Linked DNA regions of Homo sapiens: region 2 is linked to region 1. Evidence: chromatin loops called from intact Hi-C (ENCODE). Cell type or tissue: PC-9. All regions are shown on one strand. Links, peaks and the distances in the headings refer to the core of each region. The heading gives the core; the rest is flanking DNA. Region 1 has its middle 230 kb from the start of PLXNA4-AS2. Region 2 has its middle 140 kb from the start of PLXNA4-AS2.

Region 1 (8,334 bases), core at 199-8,198:
TCGTGAAAATGGCCATACTGCCCAAGGTAATTTATAGATTCAATGCCATCCCCATCAAGCTACCAATGACTTTCTTCACAGAATTGGAAAAAACTACTTTAAAGTTCTATGGAACCAAAAAAGAGCCCGCATCACCAAGTCAATCCTAAGCCAGAAGAACAAAGCTGGAGGCATCATGCTACCTGACTTCAAACTATGCTACAAGGCTACAGTAACCAAAACAGCATGGCACTGGTACCAAAACAGAGATACAGATCAATGGAACAGAACAGAACAGAGTCCTCAGAAATAACACCGCATATCTACAACTATCTGATCTTTGACAAAACTGACAAAAACAAGAAATGGGGAAAGGATTCCCTATTTAATAAATGGTGCTGGGAAAACTGGCTAGCCATATGTAGAAAGCTGAAACTGGATCCCTTCCTTACACTTTATACAAAAATTAATTCAAGATGGATTAAAGACTTACATGTTAGACCTAAAACCATAAAAACCCTAGAAGAAAACCTAGGCAATACCATTCAGGACATAGGCATGGGCAAGGACTTCATGTCTAAAACACCAAAAACAATGGCAACAAAAGCCAAAATTGACAAATGGAATCTAATTAAACTAAAGAGATTCTGCACAGCAAAAGAAACTACCATCAGAGTGAACAGGCAACCTACAGAATGGGAGAAAATTTTTGCAATCTACTCATCTGACAAAGGGCTAATATCCAGAATCTACAATGAACTCAAACAAATTTACAAGAAAAAAACAAACAACCCCATCAAAAAGTGGGCAAAGGACATGAACAGACACTTCTCAAAAGAAGGCATTTATGCAGCCAAAAAACACATGAAAAAATGCTCTTCATCACAGGCCATCAGAGAAATGCAAATCAAAACCACAATGAGATACCATCTCACACCAGTTAGAATGGCAATCATTAAAAAGTCAGGAAACAACAGGTGCTGGAGAGGATGTGGAGAAATAGGAACACTTTTACACTGTTGGTGGGACTGTAAACTAGTTCAACCATTGTGAAAGTCAGTGTGGCTATTCCTCAGGGATCTAGAACTAGAAATACCATTTGACCCAGCCATCCCATTACTGGGTATATACCCAAAGGACTATAAATCATGCTGCTATAAAGACACATGCACACATATGTTTATTGTGGCACTATTCACAATAGCAAAGACTTGGAACCAACCCAAATGCCCAACAATGATAGACTGGATTAAGAAAATGTGGCACATATATACGATGGAATACTATGCAGCCATAAAAAATGATGAGTTCATGTCCTTTGTAGGGACATGGATGAAATTGGAAATCATCATTCTCAGTAAACTATCAGAAGGACAAAAAACCAAACACCACATATTCTCACTCATAGGTAGGAATTGAACAATGAGAACACATGGACACAGGAAGGGGAACATCACACTCTGGGGACTGTTGTGGGGTGGGGGGAGGGGGGAGGGATAGCTTTAGGAGATATACCTAATGCTAATTGATGAGTTAATGGGTGCAGCACACCAGCATGGCACATGTATACATATGTAACTAACCTGCACATTGTGCACATGTACCCTAAAACTTAAAGTATAATAGTAATAAAAAAAAAAGAAAAGAAAAACTCTGTCCCATCATCCAAGAGAGTTTGAGAAGCACAGATCTAGTTGCAATCCACTGCTCCAAGAATTGGCATCTAAGACACCAGGCTGTGGACTAGCTGTTTTTTTTCATAGGCATTCTGAGAAACAGCAAGAATAAGAGGCAGGGAGAGAGAGAAAGAGAGAGACAGTAGAAGAGGGAAAGGAGAAAGAGCGAGGCAGGCTGATGGACAGAGAAAAAGTACCTCCTTCCGGTATAGCCTCTTTCACCTGAAACTGGAAATTCCACATTCCAATACAGTGATACTAAATCTAATCCTTTCTGACACCCTTTCCTAAGATTATGGTTATGGAGCAAGTCAAAATGAAGGGAGTACACTGACAACACATCCTCTCTGGGTGGCTGCCCACCTAGAATGACCCAGAGCAGAGAACAACCATGCCCAACACTGAAAACACATCCTCATGGACAGCCACTCTCCTAGCACAGCCTGGCTGCTCCAGCACCCTCTCTCCTCCATGCTTCTAGTCTAGATGTTCTTGCTTCTTTAAGAATTTAAAAAGAGACCATAATCCAAACCTCTGCTATAATTCCCACTGAGCAAAACCTCCTGCAGAAATTTTTCAGCTCAGGCAGCATACCCAGTGATTAAGAACAAAGGCATCACAGTCAAACATACTTGAGTTTGAGTTCTGGCTCCTGCTCTCCCTGCCTAGGTGACTTTGGGCACACCACTGACTTCATTAAAGCTTCAGTGTCTGCATCTATAAAATAGAGATAACAATGCCTAATATTTACTGAGTGTTATACCATATGCTTGATATTGGCTACCTGCTTTATCTGGAAAATCTCAAATAAATAATTTTATGAGATAGATACATCTATCCCCATTTTTCAGGTGAGGAAACCGAGGCTTTGAGAGGGTAATAACTTGCCAAGTTTACACAGTGAGTAAAAATCAGGACTCATTATTATGCACTCTGCTTCCCAGTGCTGTTTAATTAATATAAGATACCACCATACTATCTAATTCATAGGATGGCTGTGAAGATAAGATAATGCATTTATCACAATGCTTTGCTAGATAGTCGTTGCTATTGCTTTTGACATTCTTTTCCTAGGGCTATCTTGGGGCCTCTGAAAGTCCCTCAGCTTCAAGGCTACAACCTAGGGCAGCAAAAACTTGGCAGGCTCCAGAAGGAACTGAGCCAGGGCTTTCTTGGCAAGTGGCCCAGCCTGCACACCCTTCAATAGTCCAGGGTCTCCTATAAATATGCCAACACCAAATCACAGGCTCAGAAGCAAATCTCAATAGTTACTCAATTTCAGGCTCGAAAGCACTTTTCATCTTGCACTTTTAACATCAGCTAAAAAGTTCTCCCAGGTTCCCTGCTTCTGGATCCTTCCATTGAATCTTTTTAAATGCTGAGCCCCTCTCCGCAGAATATCGTTAAATGTCAACTATGAAAAGAGGGGAGTAGAGCCAAAGGGTAGGGAAGAAATCTGGGGAGATTGCCTGACTCTCGTAAGTATTTATTCCCACTTGGTGAGTCAGTGTTTGAGCCAGAACTCTCCCCTGGGCTTCCCAAGGAGGATTTTCGATGCTAGGTGATGGGAAGGCTGAATGCCAACTTCTTCCCAGCCATGCCCTTGAAAACCCTTGGAAACCTCAGACCTTGCTAATAGGTTCAGGGCTGACTCTATGTTGAGCAAGGTGACCTTGTTGTCTCTAATCCATACACTATACAGCAGAGTAAGTATTATTATTCTCACTTTAGAGATAAAGAAACTGAGGCTAGAGGTGTTAAGTCACTGGCCTAGGGCCATACGGCCAATGAGCCAGAACTTGAGCCAGGTCTATTTAGCACTGGTGTCTGAGCTGTTTCTCTCCAAAGGCCCTGCGATTTCTCCCACTGGGACAGGACCCTAGACCTCTAATAGGACTGAGATGCCTTTCCTCCAACCTCTTTCCTGGTCACCTGGACCAGCATATCATCATATGGTCCTCATGAATTCTAACCTCTGCACACCACCCTATCTGAGTGGAAGTGGGCTCCTTTCATGATTTCCTTTTTTTTTTTTTTTTTTTTTTTTTTTTTTTTTTTTTTTTTTTTGAGATGGAGTCTTGCTCTGTTGCCCAGGCTGGAGTGCAATGGTGCAATCTGAGCTCACCGCAACCTCCGCCTCCCAGGTTCAAGCAATTCTCCTGCTTCAGCCTCCCGAGTAGCTGGGATTACAGGCGCCCAACACCATGCTCAGCTAATTTTTGTATTTTTCAGTAGAGACAGGGTTTCACCATGTTGGTCAGGCTGGTCTCGAACTCCTGATGTCAGGTGTTCCACCTGCCTCAGCACTTGGCCACAATTTCCTCTTTCAATTTCATTTATTTTATTTCTAAGGTGGTTATATGGAGAGGAAAAGATAATCTCATTCACTAGGCTGATGCAGGGTGATTGGAGCCCTTGTTTATGAGGTTTTTAGCAGTTTCCCAATTTATCAAAGGGACTCATGTCAAAACCTGTTGGAGGTACCCTCAGTATAGCTTCGTTCTAGGTTTACAGGACTTGAGAGACATTGAGTGGGAAAGGGTCATATCCCTCATCCCTCAGGGGTCAGTGAAAGGAACATGGCGATGAGATGAGACACAGTCAGTCTAAGTCTCCAGGTAATTGTTTTCCATGTCAATGACGGCACAGTGACTCATGGTGCCACCTGCATCAGAATCTCCTTGAGGGCTTGCTAAAGCAGACTGTGGGGCCACGGCCCATCTCTAAATCACAATGCAATCTGCAACAGAGTTCAGGAAAAGTCCTAGGCTCCAGGCGATTCTGATTGGGCAAGTTGCCCAACCTCTTGTGCTTCAGTTATCTTATATTGTAAATTAAGAATAATAATAGTACCTAGCTCCTAAGATGCTGAAAAGAGAGAGAGAAAGTGCTTATCTGTGGGAGCAAAAGTGTTCTAAGCATCTCTGCTTCAGAGCCCTCCAATCCAAAGTTTCACTATAGTCCCTAGATGTAGTAAGTATTTAAGTGACTTGGTTTGCTACTGCAAGCTGGGAAAATGGTAAAAACTAACTGATGATGTCATTACAGCTGAAGAAGACAGAGTAGAGGGTCAAAGTCTTTCTAACTCTAAGCAATCAATCAACAAATATGTAGTGAGCATCCAGTGCGAGCCCAACATCACGGAACCACCAAAGTTCTTACCTATAGCAACTTAATTCAGAGTTGAGGAGATGAGAAAAAAAAACACACACAAGGTTAAATAAGAATTAACTAGAGAACAAGAAAATCATTAAAAGATGTCCCATGTTCATTTATTCGTTCGGCATATATATTCATTAATTTCCTATTGTGTGCCATGCACTTTACTAGAAACTGAAGATACAAGGTTGAATAAATGGTCTCTCCCTCAAGATATTTAAAGTCTAGAGAAAGAGACAGATGAGCAAATCGATGTTCATGATTAATTTACTTTCTTCTGGCTATGAGTATTGACAAAGGATAAGTTTCAGAGTATTTGAAATACTTCATTCAGGGCCTAAGAGATCAGCTCTAACACTTTAAGCAGGAAGGCATTCAAGGTCTGGTTCCTGGTCTCAGAGAATTTAGAGCTCCAGATTCAAAGTCTAGAGATGAATATACTAAGTGGATCACTATCAAAGTAGTAACAGCAGACAGTTTTGAAATCTTATCTAAAGGTAGCTGTGAAGTCTGAAAACACAAGTAAATCTGCTCTAAATTGTTTACCACAATCCATGGGAGGGGGAAATAGGTAAAAGACCCAACCCACCTTTAATAACCCATTCAATAAAGCAGGAAGGTAGAGATGAGAGAATCAAATCACGTCCCCGCTTTCTGCAAAGCTCATTGTCTTGGTTCCTTGACGGGAGGAATAGCACCTGTTTATTCACTGCTATAGAGCCAGCACCTAGCAGACTACCTGGATCTGCTGCCATGGTCGCTGGTGTCTAATCAATAATTGTTGAATTAATCAATGAAAGAATTGATGATACAGTTGTTCAGACCAGAGAGTACAAAGTACTCCGTATGTGGCCAACCATCAGACCAGTGAATTTTTAGCAGACAGCTCTTTTTAGAGAGCTGTCTTCTCTGAGCTCTAGACTTGTGTATCCAACTGTCTATTTGTCAACTCCTCTTAGCTGCTGCAAAGTCTCCTCAAACTCAGAAAGGACGGACTCATGATCACTCCTTGCACATGCTTTCCTAGGTCTGCACATCTCCATGAATGCCACCAACTCGGCCCAGTGACAGAAGCCAGAAACCAAGGGCACATGACTTCACAGCCCTCTCCCCATTCCTTCTCACTCTTCCATCCCTTGGTGCTATCTATTCACTTCCTAAAATTCCCTTAAATCCAGCCCCTGCCATTGTTCTAATCCCTACTAGTATCTTTCTCCTGGGCTAATTCCATTGCATCCCACTCATCTATCTTCATCCTCTCTCCCTAGTATCTCTCTACCTTGTCTTTGCCTCTACCTGCATCACTCCTTATTTCCATCTTTACATTGCTAACACTTTCTCATCCATCAGATCGCAGAGAAACCTGCCCTCGTCTTCTTGACTAGGGCAAGGCTGTCTGCCATGAGCTCTAGCTAACTTCACTTTCATGACATTAGTCATAGCTGCAGTTTTACAGTCACCCATATAGTGGCCCATGGCTGGCTTCCTAACCCAGAATGGCCAACTACATCCATGCATCTGGTAGCAAGGAGGATGGTAGAAGGAATAGTTAGGAATTCAGTTTAAGTAAAAGTGTTTGGGGCAGGAAAGGGAAAGAAAACAATCATTTTGTGCTGCAAAAGTTTTCAGGGTTAGGAAAGGAGTGAGCCCCAGACCCCTGGTTTGCTTGACTCATGGGAGGTGCCTTGACTCAGAAGCTGCCAGCACCCAGTTAAGTACCATCAGTGAGCAAAGCAGGTGCAGGGGAAATGAGAGGGGCACCCCAGAAAGCTCGTGCCTGCCTGAAAGTCAGCTCCAGCTGACTGCTGCCTTGTGGGAACATCAGTCCCGTGTGGTCAGGTCTGGATTTATTTTTTCAGAAGTCTGAAATCAAAATTCTTGGTTATGTCTCCTGCATTTTAAATGCTGGCAAATAATTCAAAATTTAAAAAAAAAAACAATGTGATAGTCAAATAAAACATATCTGTGGTTCCAGTTTCCATATGCAGACTTCGGTTTGCCATCTCTACATTAAGTTATTTCTCTATTTTCCCTACCCCAGCTCTACACAGCCCTATAGTTAATTCCTCTTCTGCCCCTCCGAGTACTTCACATAAACCAGACCCGCTCTGGCTGCTGGTTTGCAGTGCGTTAAGCTCCTTAACTCGTTTCTCAGTGGATTCATCCCAACTTGTCCCTCCCTTCCCAGCCCCCTCTGCTGAAAATTTCATGCTAGATTCCTTACCAGGTTATAAAGATCTCTTAGGCCTAGTCATCACTTATCCACAAATGTCTTTTTCTTTAAAACAACTTTTTAAAAGAGCCTTAGCAGTGGGTTCTCTGAAGGGCCAGAGCCTATCCTGCATCTCCACTCTGCCCCCACCTCCTCCATCCTCATCTTTCTCTACCCTCAGTCCTCTTCTGAGCACTCTCTAAACCCAGAAACCCAGGTCGCTGAGGAACACAGTTTGAAAACTGCTGTACCATTCATCCACCTAAAGACTAGCACTTGAAAATAGCTGTCACAGATCATACCAGTGGGCCAGGTGTGGTGGCTCATACCTGTAATCCCCTCACACCTGTAATCCAGGCCAAAGCAGGAGGATTGCTTGATGCTAGAAGTTTGAGACCAGCCTACGCGATGTAATGACACTCTGTCTCTCCAAAAAAAAAAAAAAAATCCCTCAGTTGTAGCAGTGGGCACCTGTAGTCCCAGCTACTTGAGAGACTGAGGCAGGAGGATTGCTTGAGCCCAGGAGTTTGAGGTTGCAGTGAGCCACAATTGTACCACTGCACTCTAGCTTGGGAGGCGGAGCAAGACCATCTCTAAAAAATAACAAAATAAAATTAAATTAAAATTTTGAAAAATTTAAAAGGCCAGGCCACTAGAAACAAGAGTCCTTACGGCATGAAATCAGATTTCTTCAAATACCACCAGGCAGCCCATCCTGTAAGTCCAACAGGAGGGATGCTACCGCTTAGAATAGAGGTGAGTAGAGCCCCAAATGGGAGTCTTGGCCGGACACAGATGGTGCCCACTCATGGAGATGGGAGTTACCAGCAAGAGAGAAAAGGGAGAGGCTCTACCCTGCCTGGTATCTGGATGTCAATCCCTACAGGTGTTAAATTGTCCCTTCCACGCAGCCTAAGCCCTCCTTTTTCCTCCTCTACTCCTCATCTCTGAGGACGGCCCCACTTGATCACCATGTCGGACATGTGACACACCACACTGAAACAGTCAATCCCCAAGTCTATGGTTTTCATTGCTTGGTTTCCTTCAAATCCATCTCCTTTCCTCCATCCCCACCGACAACCTTAGCCCAAGTGTGTCCCATGCCACAGCCACACAGGACTGCTGGTGTTTCCTCAGAGCATGTGCAAGCTCCCTTTCACTTCATGTCATCACAGATGCTATTGCAACTGCCTCCAGAGTCCCCTTCCTCCTCTCTTCATCAGCTTGATAACTCTTCCTGGTCCTTCGAGTTTAGCTAAAGGGTCTGATTCTGCAGAAAGTCTTTCCTAACTTCCCATACTAACTCTT
Region 2 (8,334 bases), core at 145-8,144, 88 kb before region 1:
CTCCCAACTGTGACTCCATTACCTTCAATATCAGGCCACTCGCCCTCTCCCATCAATGGTTTATCTTTAGAAAACTAATTCCTTGAGTTGCAGCTAATGGCTATCTTTTACAGGTAAAGAGAGATGGTGTTGTAGTGGAAACCTCTCCCTGGGTTAGCAGAGCTGCTCCTAGCTGAGCAGAGTAAATGGAGGCAGATGCAGGTCACTTCTGCACCATCACTTTCTCTAAACCTGCCTCGCTTTTCTCTTAGCAGAACTCCTACCGTGGACGCTGAGCCAGAGCCTGCAGGGCTGCTGAGGGTATGCACTAGAGCCAAGGCTCATGAATGATGTTGGACCCAGGCAGAGGAGGTTAGTCCCAGGCATAGGAATATCTGGTAGGTCATATCACAGTTCAACAATATCTATTTCCCCTTCCTGAAGGAGCAGTACAGTTCCCCACCCCAATAAAGTTCAGCTGGCCCAGCAACTTGGTTTGGGCCGATGGAATATGAGTGCTAGTGGTGTAGTCACTTGTAATGCTCCAGAGAGCAGCAGCCTGAATCACAGAGTGAGATCAATGACAGCACAGAGCAGAGCCACCAGATGACACCATGGTTGTGTAGTATGAGTAAAAAATAAAACTTTGCTGCTTTAAGTCACTAAGGTATGAGGCTGTTTGTTACTGCTGCATAGCCAAGACTATCCTGACTGCTATAAGGTACAAGGGATTTAACCTAACAGGTGGCCCCTCAGTTCATAATTAATGTATGAAATATCATATTTCACCTACAAAGAAGTATTCTTTTGGCCGAAAGCCTTCTTTAAAAAATACACTATTGACTATTTACACTCAATATGAATCATTTTGTGGAAGGTCCTAATTTTCCTGAACTAGCTTTGGGACAGATTAGGGAAGAAAGCAAAGACTAAAAAGAAGCAGAGGTGGAAAAAAGGCAGTGCAAATCTACAGAGTTAGGACAGAAGGAAGTATAAGGAGGGGAAGTATCAGAGGAGAGAAATGGGGAGGATTTAAAGGGTGAGAGTAAGGACCTGCCTTTTGCTAACTCTGTGCCAGGCATGTGCTGCCTGGTTCCCACACCACCTGCTGTGGTGAAGAGTTTTCAGGCCCAAGTGAAAGTCATGGCATTCACATCCCACAGTGCCCTGGGAGAAACTATTTATTATCTAGGAATGAATGCAACCAAGGTTGTTTAAAAATATAACCTGTAGTTTTCTATATGCCTTGGTTTTGATCAATGATCAATTTACCAGGAAAGCAGAGAACTCATCCTCAGGGGATACACACCATATTCTCAGCACTGGTCCTTGATCAAGATAGCAGCTCCCTTCGAAGCCATAAACGACAGCTTCTTGTGATGCCTAGAAGGATGCTGGCTGATTCTAATGAAGGCTTGATGATCCCTCTAAGATGCAGGAGAGGAAGAAGTCATGCTCCTCATGCACCTACACGCAGAAGAGAGGTCCTTCTTATCCCTACTCCACATCCAAGTCCAGACCAGACCAGCCACTATATCACTCACCTTCCAAGTTCCTGCTCATTACCTACTTAAGCCTCTCCAAACTCCAGCAATTCAGAGGCAGGGCTTGGGGGAGAAAGAAACAGAGGCCCTGGGAGAGGTGGCTGGCAGGTCAGTAGGGATGTGTGCTCCCCCTGATTCATTAGGATCACATCCCTCACCATAGGAAACATCCTGTTTCCTTAACAAAAAAGGGCATTGGCTGTGCTGAACTGCCCCAACTCCACAGTACCCTGCCAATCCTTCCTTCTGCTTTGGTTTGCCTGCTGTTTTGTGAATTTCTGTGGGCAAGGCAGGGTGGAGATGCCACTGACTCAGAGCTGTGAGAGCAGCCCCCCTGGGCAGACAGCTAGGACTTCTACCCCTAGGACCCGTTCTCCATCCTCCTTTTGTATCTGGAACATACTCTCTACACAGTGTGATGGTGAAGACCACGGCCTGGTTCAAACTCTGCCCTTCTCTGGCCAGCTTTTACCTGGAGTTCCCAACTGTCTCTAAATCGTGGCTTCCTCACCTGTAAAGATGAGAATAATAATGCAGGGCTGCTGAGGGTATCCTCATACAGCTCTCGTGAGGATCAAGTGAGGCAAGGATTACAAAGCACTTAGAGCAGGTCCTGCCATCCTGTAAGTTTGTGACAGATGGTAGCTTTTACTATTGGGTAGCAGGCTTCTGAAAACTCTACATATGATCTCTCTAACCCTTGCTGATGGGACAACTCCAAGCACATAGTAGTTGCCCTATAAATGTTTTTTAAATGAACGGGTAAAGTAGGTACAAGAATTTCTCAACTGCCCAAGTCTTGAAATACACATGTAGATAGAACACAGCTTTCCAAAGAGTACAAAAATAGATAACTAAAATTTATAAGGGCCTGAGTTCCCCCTAAAAGCAGAAGTGAGACAAGGGGTTGTGAGCAGGGGGCTTATTTTGGGAAGCAGTCCTGAGGAACAGGAGTGGAAGGTAGGGAAGTGAGGACAAGCCAGTTCAAGGGGATATTTTCAAGCTGGCCCTCGCTGTGGGGGACCAGGACTCTGACCCCTCTTGGACCCTCTAGTAATGTAGAAGCCACCTCAGAAACCATCCACTGGCTCCCACTCCCCACTGCAGAAAGTTTGCCGTGGGCTGTTTATTCCTCACACTTCTAAGTTTGCAAGTGAGTTGGAAAAGCTGAGTGGTTTCCCCCAGGCACCCCCTGCCCTCCATGTAGAAGCAGAGGAGCCCCGGGGGAAGAGGCAAGGGGAGCGCAGTGTCCCTGAAGCAGACACTATCAGGCTCCACGTGCATGCCACCTGGTTGCTGTGGCAACAGCTGGGGTGGAAAGGTGGGTCAAGAGGGTATGCGGCCGAGTGCAAGGAAGTCTACAATACAATATGTGATCCTTTAAAACCCTTCATTCTAGATCAGTAAGATTAAAGTCATTTCAAAAACTATTGTTTTGGGTTTTTTTTTTTTTTTTTTGTTAGGAGTCCCCAGTTCTTTTCTTCTACCTCCTCATTTTTCCACTATTTTCATCACCGGCTACAGTGATTGCCTTTTCTCCTCCTTTCCATTATTCACAACAAAGCCAAGTTTTTGTTCCACCTTGAAAGTTATGACATATGGGAGATAAGTAAAGGATGTCGAGGTGACCCTGAGTCATGGATGCTGGTGAGGGCTGGACAAGCCCATTGGTTCTGTGACTCATCAAATTCACACATGACTTCTGGGGTGGGATGTGATACTATTTAACCTTTCCCAGCACTGTCTGCCTTTCTCGGCTTTGCCATCTAATTAGCACCTTATCTTGGGTGGCCTTAGCCTTTCATTGCCAGTAATGCACCACTTAGCACTTTATTTTAATAGAATCAATGCTGATATGTATGTAATAATTTTATCCCCTAATAATTTCACCTTTTTATGTCCTGTCTCCTTAACTCAGAAATAGACCAGGTCTTCTATTTCTTTGATTCTGAACTCAATGCTGGATACACAGTAATTAGATAAATGCTCAAGTTTTACATGAACTGTGTATGTCTTTATTACTCATTCAAACATGTCAGCCCATTAACAAAACTCCTGCAGGGTTGAAATAATTATGAAATCCAGTTATTTATATTTTTACCAACTTTCAGTCATGTATAAGGCATAGATTTCACTCCCCCTGCCCCACTAATTTTATTGCTTTGAAGGTATATTTGCCAAGGTACAAGGATGGAACAAAGTTTATTTAAATATAAGCATTTGATGTCTAGGCCTCCATTCATACCCTCACCCTCTGCAGCTCTGCAAATGTTAGGGCTGGTCTGACTGTGATTCAAGGTCTCCATGCACAACATGAGGAAATATCTGTACTTAATGAGCTTTTTCTTGACTTAGAATCTCCTTCTCTGTCTCTTGGCAGGATGACACCTAGCCCATCTAGGAAGAGGGTTAACATTTCCAGTTTTTCAGGGTCATCAGTTCTTTCTACAATATTCAGTGCATAGGAATTCATGCAGTGAATCATGATTTACTTTATGGAAAAACATCTCCTGAACTAGATAAGATCAACAGCCTCGGGCCATCAGTATTTGAACCTTAGGAGAGCTTTCAGAGACCCACCCTCCCTTGCAAAAGTGCAGCTTACTCATTTATCTCTGCAGCCCCCTCATCACCTAGGTTCCAAATATATAAATGGATAGGCCTGCCCAACCAAACGTCATCGACCATTGTTTTCTTTATAGCACTGGACCACAGGACCAGGTATGTAAAGAAGATCATGTAATAAAATCAAGCTGATACTGAAGGCAAGTTTTCCTAAGTGATCTTAGTCTGCTGTAGTCTATCAATTAAAAAAAAATTAGGTCCCTTAGAAAATGGGATGTTAAGATACTTGGAAGAGATAAAGAAGACAATACAAGTGCTGAGTGGGATTGTAAACCCTGATTTCCAATAACCCATGCCCAAGAGTCATCACCTCCCAGGACATGAAGGGATTTCCTCAGAGAAATGATGTCTGTGTCACTCACATACATTACTGGCATTCAATTCTCAGGATCCAGTTCTAGTCTATAGTTACCATTATTATACCCATTTTATAGATAAATATACTGAGGCTTAAAACAGTAATTGGACAAATGGAAAGTGATAGAGATCAAAGAGCGGGGATGTAAGCCCAGGTTTCTCTGATTCCAAAACCTACACACTTAATGACTGTGCTGAACTACGACAAACACTGAACAAGTCTCTCTCTCTGTCTCTATTTCTCTCTCTCTCTCTTACTGATGGATAGATTATCATAATAGTGTTACTGGAAAGGGGTCCCAATCCACACCCCAAGATAGGGTTCTTGGATCTTGTGCAAGAAAGCATTCAGGGCAAATCCCTATAGTGAAAGCAAGTTTATTAGGAAAGTAAAAGAATAAAGAATGGCTACTCCAAAGACAGAGCAGCCCTGAGGGCTGCTGTTTGCCGATTTTTATGGTTATTTCTTGATGATATGCTAAACAAGGAGTGGATTATTGATGCCTCCCCCTTTCAGACCATATAGGGTAACTTCCTGACGTTGCCATGGCATTTGTAAACTGTCATGGTGCTGATGGGAGTGTAGCAGTGAGGGCGACCAGAGGTCACCCTCGTGGCCACCTTGGTTTTGGTGGGTTTTAGCCGGCTTCTTTACTGCAATCTGTTTTATCGGCAAGGTCTTTATGACCTGTATTTTGTGCTGACCTCCTATCTCATCCTGTGACTTAGAATGCCTTAACTGTCTGGGAATGCAGCCTGGTAAGTCTCAGCCTCATTTTACCCAGCCCCTGTTCAAGATGGAGTTGCTCTGGTTCAAACACCTCTGACAATAGCAAAGGACATTGTAGAGAAAGTGACTAGCGTAGGCATTGGGTTGCAACTGCAAGCTACAGCAGGGAGAGAAGAATAGAAATTGATGGGATTCAGCCAGCAGATTTAGGGACTGCCATGCGCAGGATGGGGCACCAGGCAGCCATGCTTGTGGGATGCACTGTAGATACAGAGGGATCTGGATTTAAATCTCCAGTACGGTACTTAGCATGTGTGTGTGACTGGAGAAGTTTATTTTGATCGCTTTGCCTCACTCCCCTATCTGTGAAATGGAAATAATTTGTGAGCAAGTTGTGGGGATTCAGCATGATGAAGTGCACCATGCCCGACTCACAGTCAGCGCTCCTCACAAAAGGCAGCTCTTTTAAACAGCGCCTCATTGACTTGCCATTAGAAACCCACTTCCTGTGGCCTTTTCTTCATCCTGGACATGCCAGAGGCCACAGCTAGGGCTAGCTGGGAGGTGGGCATATCGGTAGCAAACCTCTCCTCTGGCCACGGGCGTATCTTCCCCACCTGCAGGAAGACCCCAGCTCCTTCAGCGAATGGTTTGCCCTCAGGCTGTGAGCTCTTCTGAGGCCTCGAGAGTATCTGTCAGCTCCCTGAGGAGAGGCTGGTGGTCACCATTTTGTAAAGCGGCAAACTAGAGACACGGCCCTGATAAGGAAGCAGTAGCCAGGTGTCTTCCTGCTACCCCACCCCACCCAGGAGGGGTCCAGTGTGTCCTTGCTGTGCAGTTCCACAGCACCCCGTGGAATGTGACGCTCACACAAGCCTTCTGTCTGGTGTTTGTGTCCAGCAGCTCAGCTCACCTCTTCAGCCTCAGCTCCTTGTCTCTCTGACAAGCCTCACAGAATCCCTAACACTGAGGCCTGGCTGCCTGTACCCAGCTCAAAAACATCGCCTCGGACTCCCTCTTCATGCTCCCCGGAGGCCTCTGCCAGGTCAGCCTCTCATTGCTGGCGCCCAGATTGGCCTTCCCTGGGGGCCCTGCATGACAGCTGAGGCCAGGCTGGAGGAAGGAGCAGGCCCCAGTGAGTTATGAGGCTGTAATTCCATCAAGGGCTTCTGGAGAGATCGTAAACTCATGTCCCAAGTCTCCCCGGTCCCCCGACCCCTTTTCTCCTCAGAGTGATTTATGAGCCCATAATTCTGAGGTGGGACTGCTTCTTATTTCACATAATCCAAATATTTTCATAAAGCCGCATCGTTCTTTCTCCTGGTCTCTGGTTTCCTTCTTCAGAGCTAAAGAGCTGCAACAGCGTCGTCTAGTGGCTGAACCCCAGGGTGGCCCCCCTGGTGGAATCACCCATCACACCACTTTTGAGATGGCTGTGGAAACCCAAGTCATGCCTGAAACCAAGTGGATATGGAGGGCCTCTCTGGGGGTTCTGGGACATGCAGATATGAGCCAAGAGGGATTAACGCAGCTTTGATTTCTGCGTCATTAGTTGACAAGCATTTGCCGGGCTCCACTTAAGTGGCGCTCTCTGCAGATCCTGTGAGCTGTATTGCCAAGCCCAGGTTCCTTCTCGTGGCCATATTTCTGCCCTTCACATGCCAAAGACCATGTGTGACTGTGGTCACCCTCAACAAGGCCCCGCCTGGCCCAACACACCACCCTGAGGCCAATGGAACATAACGTTTATTACCTGACATTATAGCTTCCGTCTACGCTTTTAATGCCAGTCTCTCGCATTGGAATATAATAAGCTCCATAATAAGCTCCACAATTGTGGGGATGTTGCCTGGTTGGGCTCTGCTGTATTATCTTGCCCCAAGCAGAAGTATTTGTTGAATAAAGCATGAAGGAGAGAGCCAATGAGTGATCACGTGAGGCAGCTGGGTGGTCCACAGCATTGGCCTCAATAGATGAAAGAGACACACAGGCTTGCTGGGTGCATCCAAGCCCCAAGCTTGAGGATCAATGGTGGTAGGGCTGGTATAGACACTTTCCTGCCATTTTCCCCTTTTCTCTGGCTTTGCTTTGGGTGGAGGCCCATAGTCAGGGGTTTCATGGAAGGAGAAAGAAGTGAAAATTCTTGGAGCTCGCACTGGAATGGGGCCAGAGAGTGGGACCTCTGAATGGTAATCATCCTACCAACTGTGCCGAAGGCCCCTTCTCAGCCTGCTAGGTGCACTTCATGGGAGGCTACTATGGTGACGCACCATTACTGCAGCCTGAGGACCTCTGCCCTGGGATAGAGACAATGACTAGGACTGCAGCTAAGTGAGTAGAGGCCACCCTGTAGCCCAGACCCTCTCTGGGACCTGTCTCTTCCTCCCCTCCCTCCCTGCTTCCTGACTTCTGCCTGTGCACGGATTTTCCCTTTAAGATCTGCTCACGTTCTCCTCAGTGGTGGCTGGTAACCATGGAAACTACAATTAGGCTGCTTTGCTCCAAGTCTCTAAAAATTACCAAGTGCAGGCAGCAGCAGCCCCTGACTTATGACAGGCCCCACCCGAGCTCTCTTGCAGGCTCTTTTAGGACACACCCTTTGCTGGGCCAAAGACAATGCTCCAGGAACTCCTGTGAAGAAGGATCAGTTTCTCTTCGTAGACATTTCCAATTCATCACAGTTCAATGTTTTTGTAAAATGCAATGAAAACAAATTAGAAATGAAATGGAAAAAAGATATACAACATTCAAGCCCCGTTTTATTGTGATAAATTTAATAGACGTAAGATTACTCATTAAAACTGCCACAAAAGTTTTCAAAATTGCTCTCCATTTTTGTACCAAATTATCATAGATCAGCACCAGTGTGTAGACAGGCTCCAGGCCCTGGACCATCCTTTGAATAGCTCTAGTCTGGAGTCACATCCAGGACCAAGCCTTCTGACATTGTCCAGCTGGGGCCTGTACCCAAGGATGCCTCAAGGTGGAAGGCGAGGCTTCTCTAGGGGCCTCTGACAAGCTACAGAAATGTCTGCACTTGACTTGAGCAAATGTGTATGAGGGAAGCAGCTGCAGAGGCTTGGTCACGCCTGGAAGTCC

The links. Hi-C counts contacts between places; a loop is a spot of excess contacts. Peaks named below come from ENCODE experiments on the same cell type or tissue, not always from the same donor. Only the 100,000 strongest peaks of a DNase experiment are listed, where the experiment ranks them.
Region 2: it touches region 1 in a loop (6-fold over the local background); 1 of 110 quality-filtered maps calls a loop at or near these places.

Annotation. Positions count from the first base shown.
Region 1 is chr7:132,024,704-132,033,037 of GRCh38, reverse strand. No RefSeq gene overlaps it. Among named protein-coding and RNA genes, the nearest start is that of PLXNA4-AS2, 230 kb to the left of the region's middle. In PC-9, for the core only: no CTCF peak of the experiment used is centred there; DNase peaks (open chromatin) are centred at 1,927 and 4,327; H3K27ac peaks cover 3,211 bases.
Region 2 is chr7:132,112,243-132,120,576 of GRCh38, reverse strand. No RefSeq gene overlaps it. Among named protein-coding and RNA genes, the nearest start is that of PLXNA4-AS2, 140 kb to the left of the region's middle. RefSeq lists an enhancer at 6,082-6,582. In PC-9, for the core only: no CTCF peak of the experiment used is centred there; DNase peaks (open chromatin) are centred at 3,196 and 4,016; H3K27ac peaks cover 3,130 bases.